Regions from separate parts of the Mus musculus genome. Here all the other regions are linked to region 4. Evidence: chromatin loops called from intact Hi-C (ENCODE). Cell type or tissue: heart. All regions are shown on one strand.

Region 1 (5,000 bases), 85 kb after region 4:
CCAGGCAGTCAAGGAGGGTCTGGGTCTGTTGGCAGATTTCCCAGCCTGATGAGGCATAGGACGATAAGAGGGGGTACTCCTGAGGTTCAAGGGAGGTACCTTTGGATAAAAACAGATATTCTGTGTATATTTCAGGAAATTGTTTCTGTAAGCTTGTGGCTTTGCTTTGAATGATACTGTGGGGTATAAAAACACTACTAAAAATAAACTCAAGGCTCTGGTTGCTGCTGGCTGCTGCTGCAGCAGTATTAACCAGCAGTCCTCCCAAATCTAACTCTCGTCTTTACATCTTCTTTCTGCCTTTTCTATATTTAATCCTTGCCTTCGGTATCAGAGACTGTCTGACTCATGCTGGGGGGTCCAGTACAAGGAAAGAAAGTAGATTCAAAAATCTCTTTCTCCTCCATCCTTGTTACTCTCCTATCTGGTGTTAGGGAGTGACGAAGGGGTGTGTGGGGGAGACGCGGGGGGGGGGGGGGGGGAGGGGGGAGGTGGAGCTTGGGTGCTGTTGGGGAAGGGGTTAAGGGTAGGGGAAAAGAAGTAACCATGAAGTAGCAAAGACCAGCTACACTGATTAAGGCTAAAAGAGGAGCCAGACTAGAATGGATTTTTCATTCCACATATGCTGACACCCTTTAGTCTCTTTTAGGTTCAGGTTGAGGTTAAGTTTTGAACAACTTAAATACAGACTGGAGGCTGCAATTCTAGCCACTAAGACACATGGGAAATCTACACAGCAAGCATATTCCCAGGATCATTTCTTAAATACACAGTGCCCTAACACAGCAGGTTAGTGACAGTGTCCTGAGTGGAAGGTTCCAGATGATGAAAAAACTGGAAAAGGAAAAGGTAGAAAGTAAAAAAGCTGGGGTGGGGAGGTCTTACACAAGCTATGGCTCATGCTAAGCAAGCTTCTAAAGAATACCATCTTGTACACGATTGACATGAGTGAAAAGGAAGGAGATGGGAGACATCTATGAAGTCAGGAGAAAGATGAAGAAACTATGAAGTCAGCAGAAGCATCATACAATCGGACACACTCAGGAGAAGTCTAATTAAACAGTGCTGCACAAGGGCAACTCAGTGTTTCTCAAAAACATTTCTGACCAAATCTCTCATGGCCTTGGGAATGATAACCACAGCCCCATAGGGTAGGAAGTCTTGTTCTCAGAATCTGATTCAACCTCTCCCAAGCATATTCCTGGTTTTAGAAAAGGCCCTGGTTTTATCTCTATACCCAGGGCCTCAGGGTAAGCTGCCAAGGAGCCAGGTGAGTAGGCCCCAGGCTGTGACTGGCTCTGCCAAGCATGTTCCTGGGTTTTAGAAGGAGCTATATCATGCTCCAGACAGGGGAACCTCAGGGAAATTACAGTTTGATCACGCCAGCACTCAATAATGCAACAGTGTTTTCTTTTCTTTTCTTTTTACCCTTTTCACATGGTTGTCACTAAGTGTCATCTCGCCCATGTGGCATAAGTATGCTTTTTTCAAGCAGAAAACTGAACCTTTATGGCACACTAGGCCTTACTGTAGATTGTGATCCTGTAATGCCCCATTGAGCAGCTGGTTAGAGGCCTGCTCTTTCATATGGAGATGGGCCTAGTGGCTGCTTGTAAATCAAGTTTGTTTTCTTTATTATGGCTTGGAGCCATATTTCTGGGCAATCCTTGTGAACAAGCATGTGTATCCTAGCAACCTAAACTCTAATTGCCCTGGTTAGCACATTACTTATCTGTGAGATGTTTTACATGGAGTCCACCCTCAGATAAATTCTACTTGGAGTGCCTTACTATCTCCTAAGCTTTAGTAAATCCTTTACATCATCAATCCTGCACTTTTACATCACAGCTTGATATTGGATTGCTACCCAGCACATGAGATGTCTTTTACAACCTCCACAAAATTAACTCCAAATGGACTGTCCACCTTAATGTCAAATGCTAAGAACAGAACTTGCAGAAACTAGGACTCTCTGAGTTTGGGATCATGCCAAAGATCGTTCTACACACAGGCCAAATGCAGCCCCCACAGTGAAGTTATTCAGAGGCTACGGCTGGGTCCCGCGAGTGGCTAGGACCTCAGGGGACCTCACACGTGGCCGCCGATTCCCATTCAGTCCTGTGAAAGCCCCACCACACCAGCTCGCGCTGCTGAGACCCCTGCTTCTCCCCATTGTTGGCAGTGACCCTGTGCTCACCATGGCGCAACTTCGGAGCTTGCCTGAGCACAATCCACAGCATCCAGCGGCAGGACAAGGAGCACAGCACACAGGCCCATTCAAGCTGGCTCAGCTACTAAGTGAAACCCGCACCACGGCAACCGGAAAGCCCGCCTTCTCTTCTGACTGGCAGGTCCGCCTAAAGGCTCTGACTGGCCAGTAAGTCTGGAGCACCTCCGTTAGAGTTAAGAGTTAGCTGAAGGTACACAGTGTAGGTTCTCAGTCCAAGCTTCAAGGCCAGGACCCAACCTCTTCCAGATCTACAGGAATTTGCATTTCTGTAGTACTTGTGCCTATCCTCCAATAGCCTACCAATCTGTCCCCCCCGCACAGCGCCAGGGAGACCCCACCAGGAAGGCTGGCGGAGACCTGCCACTGCTCAGCCGCTTGCTCCTCCCCTATGTGGGCAGTGACCCTGTGCTCACGATGTCGCACCTTCGGAGCTTGCCTGAGCACAATCCACAGCATCCAGCGGCAGGACAAGGAGCACAGCACACAGGCTCATTCAAGTCTGCTCAGCAACTAAGTGAAATTCGCGCCAAGGCATCCGGAAAAACCCGCCTTCCCTTCTGACTGGCAAGTCAGCCTAAAGGATCTGATTGGCCAATAAGTCTTGAGTGACTCGAGCACCTCCCTTAAAGGTACATTGCGTAGAGATTCTCAGCCCAATTGAAGATTCTTCAAGTCCAATGCCTGACCTTTTCCAGATCTACAGGGATTTGCATTTCCATAGTACTGGTGCGGGTCCTCCAATAGCCTACTCTTCTGTCTCCCTGCACAGCCCCAGGGAGGCCCCATCAGGAAGGCAGCCGGAGATCTGCCACTACTCAGTGGCTTGCTCCTCCCCTATGTGGGCAGTGACCCTGTGCTCACCAGGTCCTGACTTCAGCCCCAGCTTCCCTAACTCACTAGGCTGTTTGACTTCTCCCTCCTGGAATTAAGGTAGGTAGCTTGCATAGCCCATTACTCAACTTGCAGGGGAGTTAGCAAACTGTCCCACAAGCGGAAAGGTGCCCAGGATATTAACTATTAGAGGGAGATTTGGGGTAACAATAGTTTATAGATATGAATAGGCTTATTAATTTCTGGTTTGTTATGTTCATAGTGTAATTAATTTTGATGCATTTGTGCCGTGGTGCAGCCCCAGCGTGAGGTATTTCTTCTTTCTTTTCGGTTCTTCTTGAGGCAACGGAGAGGTAAGAGCATAGGCGGAGGGTAAGGCTTTGTCTTAACAAAAATTTAGGGTTGCTGTATAATAAAAAGTTTACTTATCTAAGTCTAAGTTACTATGCTGTTGTACCTGACCTGCGTTCTGTGATCCTCTCAGGTCAGAAACTGCAGTTTCTGGCACTCAGCACCTCATCCTAAAACAGCAGATTAAGTAAAGAATTAATTGCTAGACCCTTTCCCCTGTTCTCCAGATGCCACTTGCTTTCGGGATAGGAGGATGTTTGGAGCTATAAACTTCTACTGAGCCAGGAGAAGTAAATAACACTCGCAGAAAGAAAAAACTTTTACATAAGCAAATATGCATAATCTCACATAAATTCATATTCAGCTTCATTCATGCTCACTTATTCATTTTCATTAGAAGCCAGATGGGCCCAGCTTTCATGCATTCTCACAATTACATACTTACACACACACATGCAGACATTCTCACAATTACATAATTACACACACATCCATATTTACATATGCATATGGAGCATAAGACCCAGCATGGTTGCAGAAAGAACTCACACATTCTAGATGAAAACTAAATGCACTCCAATCTGTATTACATAGAGAAAGAAAAGGCTTCTACCTTCTTAATGCTAAATGAATTAAACCCATGTTTGTAAGAAAAAATCTTTGTTTCTTTTAATAAGACTAAACCTGCCTTGTCCTTACCATGGGATCTGCTCTGTCCCACGGTAAGGAGAAGCCTGCTTGCTCCTTCTGCTCTCAGCATCATCTACTTTTTTCTTCTTTCCCTCTGCATTCTACACATTGCTCTCTTAGTAGTTTATGTTACCTATAATTTCCAAGCTACTCCACTCTGCATTCTCCTTCAAAAATCATCTCCTCAGCTCAGTTCTCTCACCTCCATTCCTCTCACCCCCAGCCCCCAGTTTTGTCTCTTCTCTTTGTCCTCAGCCCTTAAACATCATTCATAATACATGACCACATGTTAAAATTTTCATCAAAAGTTCACCAGAAAATCAAATCATAAATTGAAATAGAATGTTACAACAGAGGATGTTTACATGAATATCCATTAGGAGTGATTATCAAGCTAAACATCCATCACTTGTCTCAGCTCCACGGGTTCACAGAAGGCTTAAAACCATAACTAAGTTATAAGTGAAGTTTTGTATAGATAAATCCAGTCAATATTTTATCTTCTGTCCTAGCACCTATAATAAATTGTTAGTTCCCTTTTATGGCCTTTGGTTAATTGTTTTACAACCTCTTAGAATGTGCTCTGAATAGAAGAAAGTCTGGTTACTAGCTAAGAGTTGTTAACTGGTGAAACTTGAGAGACTGGGAGAGTTCTCATTGCAGCTTTGACTATCAGGAAAGGGCCTAATAGCAGTCCCATTATAAAAAAGCTTAATGATCACAGATACAATTTTAGGAATTCTTATAGGATCCTCATTAAGTATTATGTCATCCATTAGTCTATATAGCATCACTACAAGATAGTACATCTTCGTGGATCTGCAGAGATCTGCTCCAAAGGGATGTGCTTATACTTAGTGGTAGTTATGTATGTTCAATAACAACAGGAAAAGCATAT
Region 2 (5,000 bases), 150 kb before region 4:
CCAGAGACCAGCCTGCGTGTCCCTGCTGACCCTGGGGCTGGTTATTATCCTTTCCTGGGCCTTGGTTTCCTCGAGTTTAAGGCCTTTCTGGTCTGCTACAGTCTTCCTATTTGTAGTCCCACCACCTTGTCCTCCTTTCCTGCTTCCTGCCCGTTTCTGTGGGTAAGTGTTTACCTAGATGCAGATGCAAAATGGCTCCAGCATGCCATCCGTGCCAGAAGAGCAGCACAACCAACCCTTAGTCACCTAAGCTCTGGCTCCCATATTTGGCCCTGGGCTTCCTAAGCTCATTTCCTGTGGAGAACAAAACTTTCCCACACTCTTTAATAAATGGTCCTGTCTGGGCTCCCTGTCTGTTTTAGTGTCTTTTCCTGCTGCTAGTTATAAAATATTATAACAAAAGCAACTTAAGGAAGACAGGATTTATTCTAGCTCACAGTTCAAGGACAGTCAATCTTGGCCGGAAGTCAAGGCAGCCTGAAGCCACACCTCGAACTGGATAGGATGTAGAAGTGATAAAGACTTTCCAATGCTCAGCCGCCTTCCTCCAGTTTACACTGTCCAGGATCCCTGCTCAGGGAACGGCCCTGCCCATAGTCAAGATGGATCTGCTCACATCAGTAAGTGCAATCAGGATAAGCCTCTACGGGTTGGCCCAGATGCCATTCTCCCAGGTATTCTAGATAGTCAGGCTGGCAGCTAATACTAACCAGCACAGTGTGCCTGCCAACCGTCTAGATTCAGCACAGCTTTGCTCTCAGCCTGGGTTCACTTCCTTCTTTTGGGTCCACTCATTTACCTCTTCGCCCAACTTTAAGGTTCAGACTCTTCTTCCCCTGCCCAAGTGAGCACCAAAGAGCAGCTGCCAGCAGGGCAGGTGCACAGCAGGCCCCACACAGCTCCACAGTCACACGTCGAGCACAGTTTCACTCACCTGACCCTCTACAGGAGAAATAGTCCATGCAAACGGAAGTGAGAAGGCCAGACTGTCTGTCTTCAAATACAATAGATAGGGAACAGTGGCCTTCTGCTGTGACCACAGTGGCCAAGCTCAACTACTGCTCTTTAGAAAGTCCTATGCTTACCCCATAGACATCCAGGCCCAGGGTCAGGGCACAGGGTGCTTTGCTAAGCCTTCTGCTCACCAGCTCCACTCCTGCATCAGCTCCTGCAGATGGGGTTAAAGCCCTCACCTGACCTTACTTTACCACCTATAAGACATGGCCTGTGATCAGACACTGCTCCTCCTCCATTTGATTTTCTTTTTTGAGTGTGTGTAGTTTGCTGTGGGCATGCATATGTGGAGATTCTGCTGGGGGAGAAGAGGAGGCTGCACATTCCCACTGTCTCTATAGCTTTGCCTAGCTGTTTGGCAGGGCAATGAGGTGGGCCCCATGTTCCATTTCACTGATTTCCTTCTCCAATGCCTGCCTGTTCCATCCCTTCCCACCACCACTCTTCTCAAGTGAATTACTATTGTCTGTGCTCCTACTCTGCTTCCTGGGTCCCTCCTCTGCAGGTTCCCTGCAAAGCCTGCTTATGGTCTGAGTGTGCTTATTTGAACCTTGAGGCACAGCAAGCTGCCAGAGCATGGCACTTTCATTCAGAATTCTAGATGCTGCAAGTGGAACCCTTGTAGCCTACAGCTTCCAGCACCAAACCACCATGTCTGATTTCCTTCCAGTCAGCAAGGCACTTGTGTTCAACTGCTACCTCCAGAAAACCTCCAGAAGGTGTAGTTTAGCCCCTATTATCTGACGTCTTAGGGCTGGGCCTGCCATTCTGGCAACTTGGAGCCCTCAACTGAGGTTGAGTCTTTTTTCTTTACTAACTTCTCCATCCTTTCTGACTTCTTAGCTCATCTGTGGTGAGGCTGTGTTTCCAATGTTCACTTCTGGCTCTTGCAGAGGAGTTTCTGGGCGAAAGAAAGATGTTCAGTGTAGTGCATAAAAATGAAACTGAGGTAGTGTGTCCTTCAACTTGAAGATCCTAGCTCAACCGGTTATGATGGCAGAAATTTGACAGCCAGTAAGGGCAGAGTTCTAGAAGCACCTTGCCTAACACACGGCACTAAGCTAAGCAGCACTGTGATTCATCACAATAAAAGTCAAACTTGCCATCACTAATTAACACGTGTTCCTCAAACTTAGAAAATGCCAAAAGCCCACATAGAGAACTAGACACAGGGAATATGCTTCTCAAAGGCAGCCTCTTAGTTGGATGGGTTGGCTGTGCAAACATCTGTAGTCCTAGCACTCATATTTCAAACAGCAGAATAATCAAAGGCAGACTCTTAACACAGTAGGCATGCTCCCTTCTCTCCAGTCCAATCATATCACCCCCGCACACCCATGGCAACGCTCAGGACACACTTGGCTTCAGTACTGTCCCTCAAGCCTTGTCATTTGCCCAAAGTTTCCTGTGATTCTGGCACTTCCTCAACCCTCCGAACCGTGAGTGGAGGCCCAAGACATATCTTGGTAGAGGGAAGTGGGGTCTTCAGGCAACCCAGATTAAGTTTACACAAGTTCATCAACAAGGCTCATCAGATCCCACCAGACCCAGTGCCTGCCCCCATCCCACGTGACAGAGGATGAAAAAAGATGAAAGACGCCAGCAGGGCATCCACTGGTACAGGATTCCTAAGAATTTATTTGGGTACCCTTCCCAGCCTCCATGTCGCGTACTGCTGTTTCTTCTCCCAGCACTGCTAAGAGGTACATGTGGTCTCAAAATTCTGGCTGTGATGTAGTTGTCACTATGATGGTATCAGGAGGTGAGTGAGTGGCCTTGAAAGGTGACTGAGTCACAAGATGTTATCCTCTCTCTCAGAGGCCTAAACAGCCATGGTCTTCCCCTCCCCAAACTTCCTCATTAGTGATGCTCTCCCACCTGATACTGCAAGATGGACCATATTTAAAAGGTAGGCTCCATGGCCCAGCCTATGGGGTTCCTGGTGCTCTCTAACCCTGCTGGGAACAGTCTCCAAATGTTCTCGCTCTTTATAAATTACCTAGTCTGGGGAATTCTGTCATTTCACCAGCAAACAGAGTAAACTAAAAACCTTCCCTCCATCTGTCAAATACCCACCTACTTTTAATAAGGCCTCTCCAACAGCACTCTCCTTACAAGTTCTCTTAGTTCATCATGACTGCCACACACCAAAAACAGACCTTCCCACTTTCCCCTGGAAACCCTTGTGATTGCATCTCTCTGGCAGCATCTTATGGACACTCAGAGCTCACACACTGAAACTTTGACCTTTGCCTAAAGGTCACCTGTGTAACCTTAAAAGTCCTCAGAAAACTGCTGGCTTCCTTACTTTCTGTGACAGTGGTTTCTACCTTCCGAATGCTGTGGCGTTCATCATGTTGTGGTAACCCCCACCTACAAAATTATTTCATTACTACTTCATAACTGTAATTTGCTACTGTTACAGATCATAATGTAAATATCTGATATACAGGAACTGCTTCTAGGGCTAATAGGAGAACCAACCTTAGCTCCAGCAAACAGTTCTATAGAACACCCTCTTTGTAGCCTACATCCCCCTCCATCATTATCTCAGGTCCCTCCCTCCCCTCTGATGTTTTTCTTCAATGATCAATCTCATGCTTTGCTTCCCTCATTGCACACACTATGCCATCTGTACCCTGCCTGCATGCAGTGTCTCCTTGACACTCCCCACTCCCCAAATATGGCACATAGTTGAAAGTCACCTCCAAGCCAGATCTTGGTGCAGCACTTGCCTCTCCCTAAGTCTAGACCAACCCCTGAAGAACACTTGATGCCTGGTACCAGGCACAGCACGCTCGCTGCGAATATCTCCATAAAAGTATTTCACCATTCTCCATTCCCAGTACCAGCTTCTCTGATCGGGCCAGGTTTAAGAGCAGCAAATGAAAATTCCACTGACCTCTTAAAATAGATCCTCATGTCACTCTTGTAAATGCAGTTATGAAAATGTAAGCCTCATGACAGGATGGCCCCAGTTACTTCCAACTCACAGGAACCAGCTTCCCTTTAAGCATCAGCAAGCTGACCCCGCCTCTTCTCCGTACCCTCCTGCCTCCTTCCCTGGAGATCCTAAACCGTCCATTACACACTGCTGCCTGCAATTGCTCTCCTGACGCCCCTGTTGTAACTTCTCGCAACACAAGTATGTCTATTCATTGAATCAGACATGATTTCACAGGACCACAGGCTGCACTCATTTCTTCAGGGTGAGCTGTGATGGCCTTCACTGAATTGTCATCCAGTACCCAAAGAAGCTGGTTCAAGAAGTACACAGGGCGTATAGCTCTTTTCCTGGGAGATCAGAACAGAGCCACATGGGTGAGGAGATGGAGCAGAAGGCTGGGAACAACAGAGCTTCATGCCTACCCTTCTGAATTAGGAGACAAAACTGCCAGTTAGTCAGGGCTTCAAGCTGCTGGAGGGTGGGCACCCACAGTGACTCCATGTCCCTCCCTATACCTGTGGACCAAGCCAGGGGATAAATGGATGAATGTAGTTTCCTGCCCTGGGTGAAGGAAGACCCGCCCTAGGAGACTCTAAGCGAGAGTCTCTCAGGTCCCATTCATGCCCACAGACTCTCAAAGGATGCCTGGACAGTGGGCCAGCTGGTGCCTCTAGGATAGCAGCCGTGTGCTGGATCATCTCGGTGTTTCCTTCTATTTTGAGTGGAGTCTACTGGCCTGTATTTGTGTGTGCTCTGGCTCCCCAAAGCACCCACAGACTCAACTCTAAGGACACAGTTCCTGTGCCAGTCCTGTTCAAAGCTCTCCACCCTGATTCACTGGCCTTTCCCAGCCTGGGATCCCAACTATGTTCCCACCCAGCCCTCTGTGCACTAGCCCACTCTGCTTTCCACTAGATTTCCACTAGAGGCTAGATTTCCTCACAGCACCTGTCTCCTACTAAACTACCCTTCCTAGATAGATGGCTCAGGTCAGTGCAGAGTGTGCCAACAACCCCTGCACACCCAGCAACCTTCTTCC
Region 3 (5,000 bases), 75 kb before region 4:
CCCAAGTATTAGTTCCCTACCTGGCTGGGGCAAAGAGATTTCAGGACAGAGTCAGGCAAGGGACCTCTAGGCTGTTGCTGTCTGTGCCTAGAGCAGTCTGGGAATGTCAGCCTAATCAGGGATTAGTGGCATTTGAAGTGGGAGGAGGGCAGGGAGAAACTCCAGCAGGTGTGGTGGCTGGTGTCAGGCTCTCACTAGTATAAATGCCTGCATCTGTTCCCCACGTGTCACTACTGTAACAACAGCCACATCCTAAGACACTGGTAGAGAGGTAAGTGACTGAGTTCCTATCTACATGCAAAACCCTTCATTTGAATACAATCAGGCAGCATTCTCGGGTATCAGGCATCAGTCAGTCAACTAGAACAAAACTGTACTAAGGAATAGATAGCCAATACCAATTTCTGTGCAAAGTGCCCCCTGTAAAGTTACTTTGAGTTTAAACCCAATATGGTACTGGCACTTTCAAACAGGAGCTCTCTAGAGATAAATGTCTGAATTTGTCAAAGAGCAGAAAACAGACATGACCATGCAAACAAGCCAGTGTCTTTTCAGCCAACCCCAACCCCATGCCACCCCTAACCACAAAGGCCAGAGTGACAGATAAGAGGATTTCACCTGCCACTAATTCCATGGGAATTCACTTGCCCAACCGAGACCAGTGTTAAGGAAGGGGCTTCCTCTTCTATCTAGTCAACCCTCCAGGCACAAGAAGCCCTGGGAGCGTGTCTAGAGTGATCCTATCTTAGGAAGTCAACCAAGAAATGGCAGGAAATAAAACATCCAAAATTCACAGAAGGGGCACTGACTCTAGGCCACCAGTGTCTACTTCCTACAGATCATTAACCAGCACACTTGCTATCACCCTACTGAAAGAGAGAGAGAGAGAGACTGGCATCAGCTCAGGCAACACTGTGTTCTCTGTACTGAAGCCAGGCTTCTAACACCAGATCAAATGACAGTCAGTGACAGCAGCTTCATGGTGGGGTCATGTTTACTCCTATATATGAGGACACATGGCTTGAGTACTGACCCTGGGTAGAGGTCCAGCTCTGATGACTGCGCACCTATTCTAGGTGTCAAGACAGATGTCAACTGACCTTGTAGTCTTTGCATCCAAAAAAGTCTTTTTCCAAGAGTCCAGAGCAAAGTCTCTTGTACTGTTGGATTTGTGCTAACTCATACTTAAAGCTTTTTTCTTTTTTGTTTGTTTGGGTGTTTGGGTTTGTTTGTTTGTTTTTTCACTCAGTGGCTACATGTGCCAAGACCATGGCACAAAGATCAGGCTCAGGGCCTAGTGGAATATTCTGAAAGTGGATAGGTTCAGTGTGACAATGACTGAACATTATGATATTCACTGTGTTCAAGGCTGGCAGTGTGGGGCTTCTCCGCTGGGCTGTATAGCAGGTACAGAGGCCTGTGTACCTGAAGTTGAGGGACAGCTGCAGCGCTGACAGGTGCCAGCTCTGTCCCACCAACCTAATTCCCCTGTGGAATGCCTCCAAATTGTAGACGCCAGGAACTTGTCCTTACACTAACATCTCTTAAAAGTAAAAATAATTCTGCAAGCAATTAACAATGAAAGAAACAACCACAGGAGTATGAGACATAGAGCAGGGTAATAAGCCCAAGGTGTGAGGTCAGCACATTTGGGTTCTCATCTTGGCTCTGACACCAAAGACTACTTTAACCTTCCAGGCCTCAGTTTCCTCAGATGGATGATGATGATGACATGCTAATCTGGAAGTGACATAAGCATTTACAGTCCCCAGGGCTATAGCTGAGAAGCAGCGAGATCTCAATAAATGGTCACTATTCTATGTGCTCAGAAATGCAAGCCTTTTAGAATTTAGAAGCTTTAGGCAGAGAACAAGATTCTAAATGAAAGCACATTTGGATCACAGTTATCCATTTATCGGGTTCAAAACCAGTAGGTGTCCACTCGGAATCCTCTAGGGACCGGCTGGGTGGTTCTCCCACAGAAAGCCTCACGGAGCTTAAGACGTTTGCTGTGTGAAACAGTCAGTCACTTTGTTAACTCCCCACCTCAGGTGCTTCACTCTCCCTAGTTCTAACTTCAAAGAACGCCTTTCCTCGGTAGGCTCTGGGTGGCGAGTCAGGGACTGTGGCGGCCTCCCAGGAACAGGGCTCTTTCTGATGCCCCTCTCACCTTCAAACACCACGCCCTCCTAGGAACTCACCCCTCTCTTTTCGGCCTCATAGTTCAGGGCGGTCACCCAAGCCGCCTGCCACTGGTTCCCCCAGCTATCCCGTGTCAGTATCCAGGAAAGGAGTGTGTCCGACTCCCGGCGCCTTAGCTCATCCGGCTCCGCCCGCCGCCGGGGCGGGGGTCGCGCCTTGGCCAGCGCCCACTGCGCCAAGTACAGGCCCACGGTGCCCAGGGCCGCGACGAAGAGCGACACCAGGAAGAGCCACTGCACCTCGCTGAGCCACGAGCCCATGCTGACGGCGCATACCCGGCGAGCGCGCCCCGACTTCCCCCAGCAGCCGTGGCCGCAGGGCGCGCGGAGCTGGCGGGTGGCGACTCAGGACATCCGCCGGTACGCAGGGGCACAGGGTCCGGGGCCTGGGAGGCCAAGGCAGCGGGGAGGGCGGCGAGGACCGGTAAGCGAACCAAATTGAGCGCTGCGCGCCTGGGAGCCAAACGCGGGACAGAGGAAGCTGCTCCCCACGCGCGGTTGGGAAGTGCAAGGCAAAGGCTCTTCTTCCCAGCTTGCCGCCCGGGTTGTCCCGCCCGCGGCCCGTAGTAACCGCAGGAGGCCGGGCCTGGGGGCGGAGCAGGAGCGGAGTCTCTTTTTACAGCTCCGCCTCCTTAAAGGCCCCGAGGGCCCTCACGGCGGCGTTAAGGGCGCAAGTCCTCTCCTGCCACTACCTTGAGTGGTGGGTGAGAAGGTGTCGGGGTGCCTCGCTTGGCGCGCCTTGGCTGGGAACTGTGCGCTGGCGCGTGGGTGGGATGCCCAGATAAAGCGAGAATTCCAAGAATTTCCCCACTGCCAAGACTAGGATTTTGCAAGGCTAGCCACAGCAGCCTGTAGCTGTCACCCTAAAGTAGGCTGATGGTCGCTGCAATATGGGGATGATGCCTGTCCTATTTCAAGATCCAGGGAGGTGCTTGTCAAACCTAGGCCATAGTTCAGGATGTGCATGGATCATCGACTTTGGAGTGTGTGTGTGTGTGTGTGTGTGTGTGTAAGTATACATGTGTGGTATGGTGGGAGGGGAATTTGGTATGTTGTATGTGGTGGTGAGATTTGTATGTGCACAGTACCCGTTTTTTGTGTTTTGTGCATTTGTGACAGCTTTCTGCATGCTCATCTTGAGAAGTTTCAGAAAGTTGTCAGAAACATGGTTCAGCTGTGTTTTCTGCAGCTGCATCAGTGGAACTGGACTTCAAGTTAGGCTAGGTGGACCTAACATTCAGCCTTCTCCTAGTATGTTGGAGCAAAAGACTGGCTACATCAGGGGAGATATAAGCCTAGAATCAGTGTCCCTACCACATTTATCTTTGAGGAGAAACGTGGGGTGGCAGTTGGACAGAGGGACTTTGTGGAAACAAAATGGAATCAGTTCAAGGTTGCTAGGATTGAACTTGAACCTCTCCTAGCTAGGATATGGGATTAAAAACTCCCTAACCCTAACCCTGTCTTGAAAAAACAAAAACAAGCAAAAGAACAAACAAACAAGCAAAAAAAAAAAAGTAAACAACAACAAAACAACCCTAACCATGTCTTTCAAGTTACCATAGGATGATGAACCCTACCTAGCAGGCATAGTACACTGGCTGGAGGCTCAGACTTACTCCCCTTTCCCTCTTTATATCTGGTATTTTAGCAGAAACAAAGAAAATCTGTTCTCATTGAAAGAAAAGGCTGTTTATTTTCTAACCTAAAGCTAGATCTATTCAGTTGGATGATGTAGGTCTTACCAGACACCTGGGAGACTAGACCACATCTACCTGTGTCCAAATCCACCTGTGTTCCTATGTGTATGTTGGCTGCTACTATGTGGGTGGTGACAAGGAGCTCATCTATCCTGTGTGACTGGTACAACCAGTCTCATTCTTCCACGGACATGTCTCAGGGGCTGCTTACCCAACTGGATTGTAACAAACTTCAAATTAACCACCATCCCTCATCTGGAATGTGTCATATTTCTATATGTGTCTACAAAGAGATTGTTGACATGTAGACATGGAGAGTGTCAATATTTGCTTCTAGAAGCAAACTAAGAGGAAATAAAGAATGACCCTGGCTTATGGGACAATGCAAGTGGTCAAAACATGCTTGCAACCAGAGCAGAAACACCTCCTAAGTTCATGAAGAGATCAGGCCCCTCTAGTTTCTGCTTCTAGTGGAAGACCCATTGGTCCTGGGCTTGTCAGGTGTTTGATTCCCCGTTGTGATATTCCTTGCTTCCCATCAGCTCCTGTTTCTTTCCCCACACCCATCTTTGACCTGGGGAGCAGACTACAGTTCTCCTGTGAGGGGTATCTACTCTCACTTCAATGGGTTTTATGGGTCTAATTCTCAGTCACATTTGGCTGTGGCCATTTGTTGAGTTTAATCTCTCTCTCTCTCTCTCTCTCTCTCTCTCTCTCTCTCCCTCCCCTCCCCCTCCCCCTCTCCTCCCTCTCCTCCCTCTCCCTCTCGCTCTCTCTTGTTTGTATGTGTGTTTGTAAGTATACATGTCCATGTGTGTTTCAAGTGCATGCACCCATGTACAAGCAGCAAAGGCTGGAGAAGGACATAAGGTATCCTACTCCACTTTCAGCCTTGCTCTCTTAAGACAGTATTTTTTTTTTTTTTGCTTCTATTCTCTCATATATTATATCCTGTCAGCAGTTTCCCCTCCTTCCACTCTTCCCAGTCCCACAAGTTCTGTGCCACCATTACCCCAGCACATCTTATAGGCAGGACAGATTGTAAGTCAAAGGTTTTGTGGCTGGGTAGATTTCCCAGTCTTACTGCTACAATCCTTGC
Region 4 (5,000 bases):
GAGAGACAATATATAAATGTAAACAATGTGGTAAAGCCTTTGCATGTAGCAGTAGTCTTACAAATCATGAGAAAAAGTCAAACTGCAGAGAAACTCCATAAGCACAGACAGTGTGGTAAAGTTTTGTGCTTCCTGGGATCTTCATACAAGAGTAAAACCTTTAGTGTGTAATCAATCTGTTAAAGCCTTTGCATATCTCAGTAGTCTTTGAAGTCCTAAAAGAACTCATACAGAAGGGAGTCTATAACTATATAAGATTTTATCACTGCACACACAAAAGATTAATTGAGAGAAATCTCTTTAATGGCAGCATGTATTTAGCTCTGGCTAATGCTCAAAGAAGATCCAGCTGGGAATAGATTTTAATTTCCACCTATGCTGTCACCCTTAAGCCCCTTTTAGGTTCAGGTCCCAGGTTAATTTTTGAACAATTTAAATATGGACTGGAGACTGCATGTCTAACCAATTAGACAGACACACAGCAAATATAGTCCCAGAATTACTTCTTAAGTACACCAGTGTCCTGAAACAACATCAGTGACAGGTTCCTAAGTACAAAGTCCCAGAGGATGAAAAAGACATGAAAAGTAGAAGGCAGAAAGTTACAAAAGCTGGGGTGGGGAGGCCTTGCAGAAGCCTCTGTGTATGAATGTTTAGCTTCCCAGTGAGGAAGATGTGTTGGCTAACCATAGTGCTCCACTGGGTTTGTTATCTGGTTCCTGTTTGCCTTCCAGGGTTCACATACTTACCAGCTGAAAAGTAGCTGCAGTTTACCTAAGCCCAGCATGAAGGACTCAACCCAAGTGAAATTAGAGTATTTGGGGGTTTATTTGGGGGTAGCTCTCTAGTGGATTCAGTGATCCCAAGGAACCAGAGAGTTCACTAGTCCCAAGGAGGTCAGAGAAGTTATGGGATGGGAGTATAAGGAGCAGAGGTGGGGAGAAGGAGCTAGCAAGGCATGCAGGGGGGAGGGAGATGGAGAGGGAAGTGGAGGGAGGAGGGGGAAGGGCAGGAGAAGGAGGAAGGAGGAGGCAGAGAGAGAGAGAGAGAGAGAGAGAGAGAGAGAGAATGAAACAGAGAGACAAAGAGTACAAACTGTCAGGATTATATAGGAAGATCTTCTGGAGACAGGAAAGCTCAGGGTACAAGGTGGGGTCTGCCAACTTTGCTATGTAACAGGTGGAGACTGAGGAGAGCTGGGAGAACCTGGAGGTTCAGCTGTAACCTTCCCAGCCTTGAGCAGGCTAAGCAGACCTTGAACATTCATCTTGACAGGCCTTATCAAGCTGGATAGAGACATGTGTCTTGGCTGCAGTTGCAGGTTCCCATGGGAACTTAGCTGTTTTGGCTGCCTGTGCTGACCTTGTTCTACAACATATTCCAGCTAAAGAAGGGGATGGGTTTTGTGGTTTTTCCCTTTATAAACGTAAAGCCTATTATTAAACTTTGAGTCTTGATCAGAATCTTTGTCTTGACTTCATTCTTCTCTCGCGTACCCCCCACCCCCATCTTTTCATTTCCAGCACCCCTTTCAGGTAAACTCAGTTCTCCCGCGGCTGCTGGATGGCTCCACCCAGCCAGCTTTGGTGTGTTAAATATATGCAGATCAGAAGCTGGTCCCGGGTCTGAATCCCAACCGCAACAAAACTATTGTTTCCCCAAATCTCTTTTTAATCGTTAATATCCTGGGCACCCTTCCGCTTGTAGGACAGATTGATAACTCCACTGCAAGTTGAGCTATGCAAGCTAACTACCTTGATTCCAGGAGGAAGGCAAACAGTCTACTGAGTGAGGAAAGCTCAGGCTGAAAAGTCAAGGACTTGCTGAGCACGGGGTCAACTGTTCACATAGGGGAGGAGCAAGCGGCTGAGCAGTGATAGGTGCAGTGGTGGTTCCTCCCTGGGGCTGTGCGGGGAGACAGAAGGGTAGGCTATTGGAGGACCGGCACAAGTATTACAGAAATGAAAATCCCTGTAGATCTGGAAAAGGTCGTCCCTGGATTTGAAGCTTGGTCTGAGAACTTCTACACTGTGTGGCTTCAGCACACTCTAACTCTAAGGGAGGTGCTCGACTCACTCAAGACTTACTGGCCAATCAGAGCCTCCAGGCAGACCTGCGTGTCAGAAGAGAAGGCGGGTTTTCCGGGTGCGGTGGTGTCGGTTTCGCTTCCTGGTTGAGTGCTTGAATGGTTCTGTGTGCCGTGCTCCGTTTCCTGCGGTTGGATGCTGTGGATTGTGCACAGGCAAGCTCCGAAGTTGCGACATGGTAAGCACAGGGTCACTGCCAACAATGGGGAGAAGCAGGGGTCTCAGCAGCGCGAGCTGGTGTGGTGGGGCTTTCACAGGACTGAATGGGAATCGGCGGCCACGTGTGAGGTCCTAGCCACTTGGGGGACCCAGCTGTAGCCTCTGAATAACTTCACTGTGGGGGCTGCATCTGTGCAGAGCATTTGGCCTGTGTGTAGAAAGATCTTTGGCATGATCCCAAACTCAGAGAGTACTAGTTTCTGCAAGTTCTGTTCTTACCATTTGCCATTAAGGTGGACAATCCATTGGAGTTAATTTTGTGGAGGTTGTAAAAGACATCTCATGTGCTGGGTAGCAATCCAATATCAAGCTGTGATGTAAAAGTGCAGGATTAATGATCTAAAGGATTTACTAAAGCTTAGGAGATAGTAAGGCACTCCAAGTAGAATTTATCTGAGGGTGGACTGCATGTAAAACATCCCACAGATAGGTAATGTGCTAACTAGGGCTGTTAGAGATTAGGTTGCTAGGATACACAAGTTAATTCACCCGGATTGTCCAGAAATTGGGCACCAAACCATAACAAAGGAAACAAACTTGATTTACTACCATCCACTAGGTTCATCTTCATATCAAAGAGCAGGCCTCTAACAGGCTGGTCTATGGGGCCTTACAGGATCACAATCTACAGTAAGGCCTGGTGTGGCATAAAGGTTCAGTTTTCTTCTTGAGAAAAGCATAGTTCTGCCACATGGGTGAGATGATGCCTAGTGACAACCATGTGAGAAGGTAAAAAAGAAAACAAAACAAAACACTGTTGTATTGAGTGCTAAGTTACACTTTCCCTGAGGTTTCCATATATGGAGAATGACATAGCTCCTCATGAAACCCAGGAACATGCTTGGCAGAGCCAGTCACAGCTTGGGGCCTAGGCCTTGGGAGCTTTCCCTGAGGCTCTGGGTATAGAGATAAAACAGAGCTTCTTCTCTAAGACCTGGAATATGCTTGGGAGAGCTGGTAATAGTCTGGGGCCAGGGCCTTTGGGAGGGGTTGCTTCAGATTCTGAGAGCACAACTCTTCCCACCGTACGGGGTTGTGGTTATCAGTCCCAAGGCCATGAGAGACTTGGTCAGAAATTTTTTCAGATACACTGAGTTTCCCCTTGTGCAGCAACTATTTGATTAGACTTCTCCTGAGTGTGTCCCATTGTATGATGCTTCTGCTGACTTCATAGTTTCTTCATCTTTCTCCTGACTTCATAGATGTCTCCCATCTCCTTCCTTTCCCTCATGTCAATCGTGTACAAGATGGTATTCTTTAGAAGCTTACTTAGCATGAGCCATAGCTTGTGTAAGTCCTCCCCACCCCAGCTTTTTTACTTTCTACCTTTTCCTTTTCCAGTGTTTTTCATCATCTGGAGCCTTCCACTCAGGACACTCTCACTAACCTGCTGTGTTAGGGCACTGGTGTACTTAAGAAATGATCCCGGGGTTATATTTGCTGTGTAAATTTCCCATCTGTCTAAGTGGCTAGACTTGCAGTCTCCAGTCTATATTTAAATTGTTCAGAACTTAACCTGGAACCTGAATCTAAAAGAGACTTAAGGGTGGCAGCATATGTGGAATGCAAAATCCATCCTCGTCTGGCTCCTCTTTAGTATTAACCAGTGTAGCTGGTCTTTACTACTTTATGGTTTCTTCTTTTAACACACACTTAATCCCCTCCCCCCCCCCAACTCCAACCCCCTCCTCTTTCACCCCCTAACACCAGATAGGACAGAAACAAGGATGGAGGAGAAAGAGATCCTTGAATCTAGTTTCTTTTTTTGTACTGGCCCCTCACCTCCCCACCCCCAGCATGAGTCAGTCTCTGATGCAGGGAGCAAGGATTAAAGATAGGAAAGGCAGAAAGAAGATGCAAAGCCAATAGTTAGATTTGGGAGGACTGCTGGTTAATACTGCAGCAGCAGCAGCGAGAGCCTTGAGTTTATTTTTCATAGTCTTTTTATACCCACACAGTACTGTAGAATGCAAAGCTACAAGCTAACAGAAACAATTTCCTGAAATATACACAGAATATCTGTTCTTATCCAAAGGTACCTCCCTTGAACCTCAGGAGTACCTCCTCTTATAGTTCCATGTCTCATTAGGCTGGGAAATCTGCCAACAGACCCTGACCCGCCTTGACTGCCTGGGCACATAGAAGAATAGCGTCAGTTTTAAAGCATAAATATCGTCATCCAGGAAGAAAAAAGGTGTAAAGGAAGTTCCCTTGCTCACTGTATTCAGGGTCTTATCAAGATGATCAACTTATGACAAGATGTAGGAACACATTGCTCAGCTGTATTATTATTATTATTAAACTTACTTCCTTGTCCTAGCCCAGTGTCAAATGTTTGCCTTATTCCTAGAAGCAGTACCAAGGGTTATCCACATCTGGGAGAGTAGAAGATTCCAATAAAATTCAAATTTACCATACTAGGGCTCTGTCTGCTCATAGGGTGGATGGAAGGGCAGAGCTGGGAAGACCTGTGCTGTCTGAGTGATTTAATCTCTAATCCTCCAGTAGGAGAGCCTCTTCTGTTCTCTGGGCAGCCTAGCAATCAGGAGGAGCAGCAGTGGGAGGTAGCTTACAGGTTCGTTCCGTTCCATGTTCTCCTCAGATGCAGTTCATCAGAGAGCTGTGAGGGAGACCCCAAGCCATGCCATTGTGATTGTGGCAGCCACCAGGGTAAAGGGGTTGGCCAAGCAATCC

Evidence for each region. Peaks named below come from ENCODE experiments on the same cell type or tissue, not always from the same donor. Only the 100,000 strongest peaks of a DNase experiment are listed, where the experiment ranks them.
Region 1: a loop joins it to region 4, with 3 times the contacts of the local background. A loop is called at or near these places in 6 of 42 quality-filtered maps.
Region 2: it touches region 4 in a loop (2.1-fold over the local background); 5 of 42 quality-filtered maps call a loop at or near these places.
Region 3: it touches region 4 in a loop (2.5-fold over the local background); 2 of 42 quality-filtered maps call a loop at or near these places.

What each region holds. Positions count from the first base shown.
Region 1 is chr16:98,079,693-98,084,692 of GRCm38, forward strand. A630089N07Rik (RIKEN cDNA A630089N07 gene) reads right to left here and starts at 2,747. Exons shown (of 5, transcript NR_015491.1): 1 at 2,654-2,747. In heart, no CTCF peak of the experiment used is centred here; DNase peaks (open chromatin) are centred at 2,339 and 2,829; H3K4me3 peaks cover 2,287 bases; H3K27ac peaks cover 1,475 bases.
Region 2 is chr16:97,844,889-97,849,888 of GRCm38, forward strand. All of the region lies in intron 1 of Prdm15 (PR domain containing 15), which reads right to left. Among named protein-coding and RNA genes, the nearest start is that of Prdm15, 3.8 kb to the right of the region's middle. In heart, no CTCF peak of the experiment used is centred here; no DNase peak of the experiment used is centred here; H3K27ac peaks cover 1,399 bases.
Region 3 is chr16:97,919,854-97,924,853 of GRCm38, forward strand. It overlaps C2cd2 (C2 calcium-dependent domain containing 2), which reads right to left and starts at 2,780. Exons shown (of 14, transcript NM_174847.2): 1 at 2,202-2,780. The coding sequence starts at 2,462. In heart, a CTCF peak has its summit at 2,814; DNase peaks (open chromatin) are centred at 958 and 2,778; H3K4me3 peaks cover 1,905 bases; H3K27ac peaks cover 1,437 bases.
Region 4 is chr16:97,995,172-98,000,171 of GRCm38, forward strand. It overlaps B230307C23Rik (RIKEN cDNA B230307C23 gene), which reads left to right and starts at 2,165. Exons shown (of 4, transcript NM_001362093.2): 1 at 2,165-2,265. The coding sequence starts at 2,263. C030010L15Rik (a long non-coding RNA gene) reads right to left here. Exons shown (of 5, transcript XR_001781957.2): 3 at 2,526-2,616; 4 at 1,755-2,280. In heart, no CTCF peak of the experiment used is centred here; DNase peaks (open chromatin) are centred at 1,320 and 2,090; H3K4me3 peaks cover 2,246 bases; H3K27ac peaks cover 2,092 bases.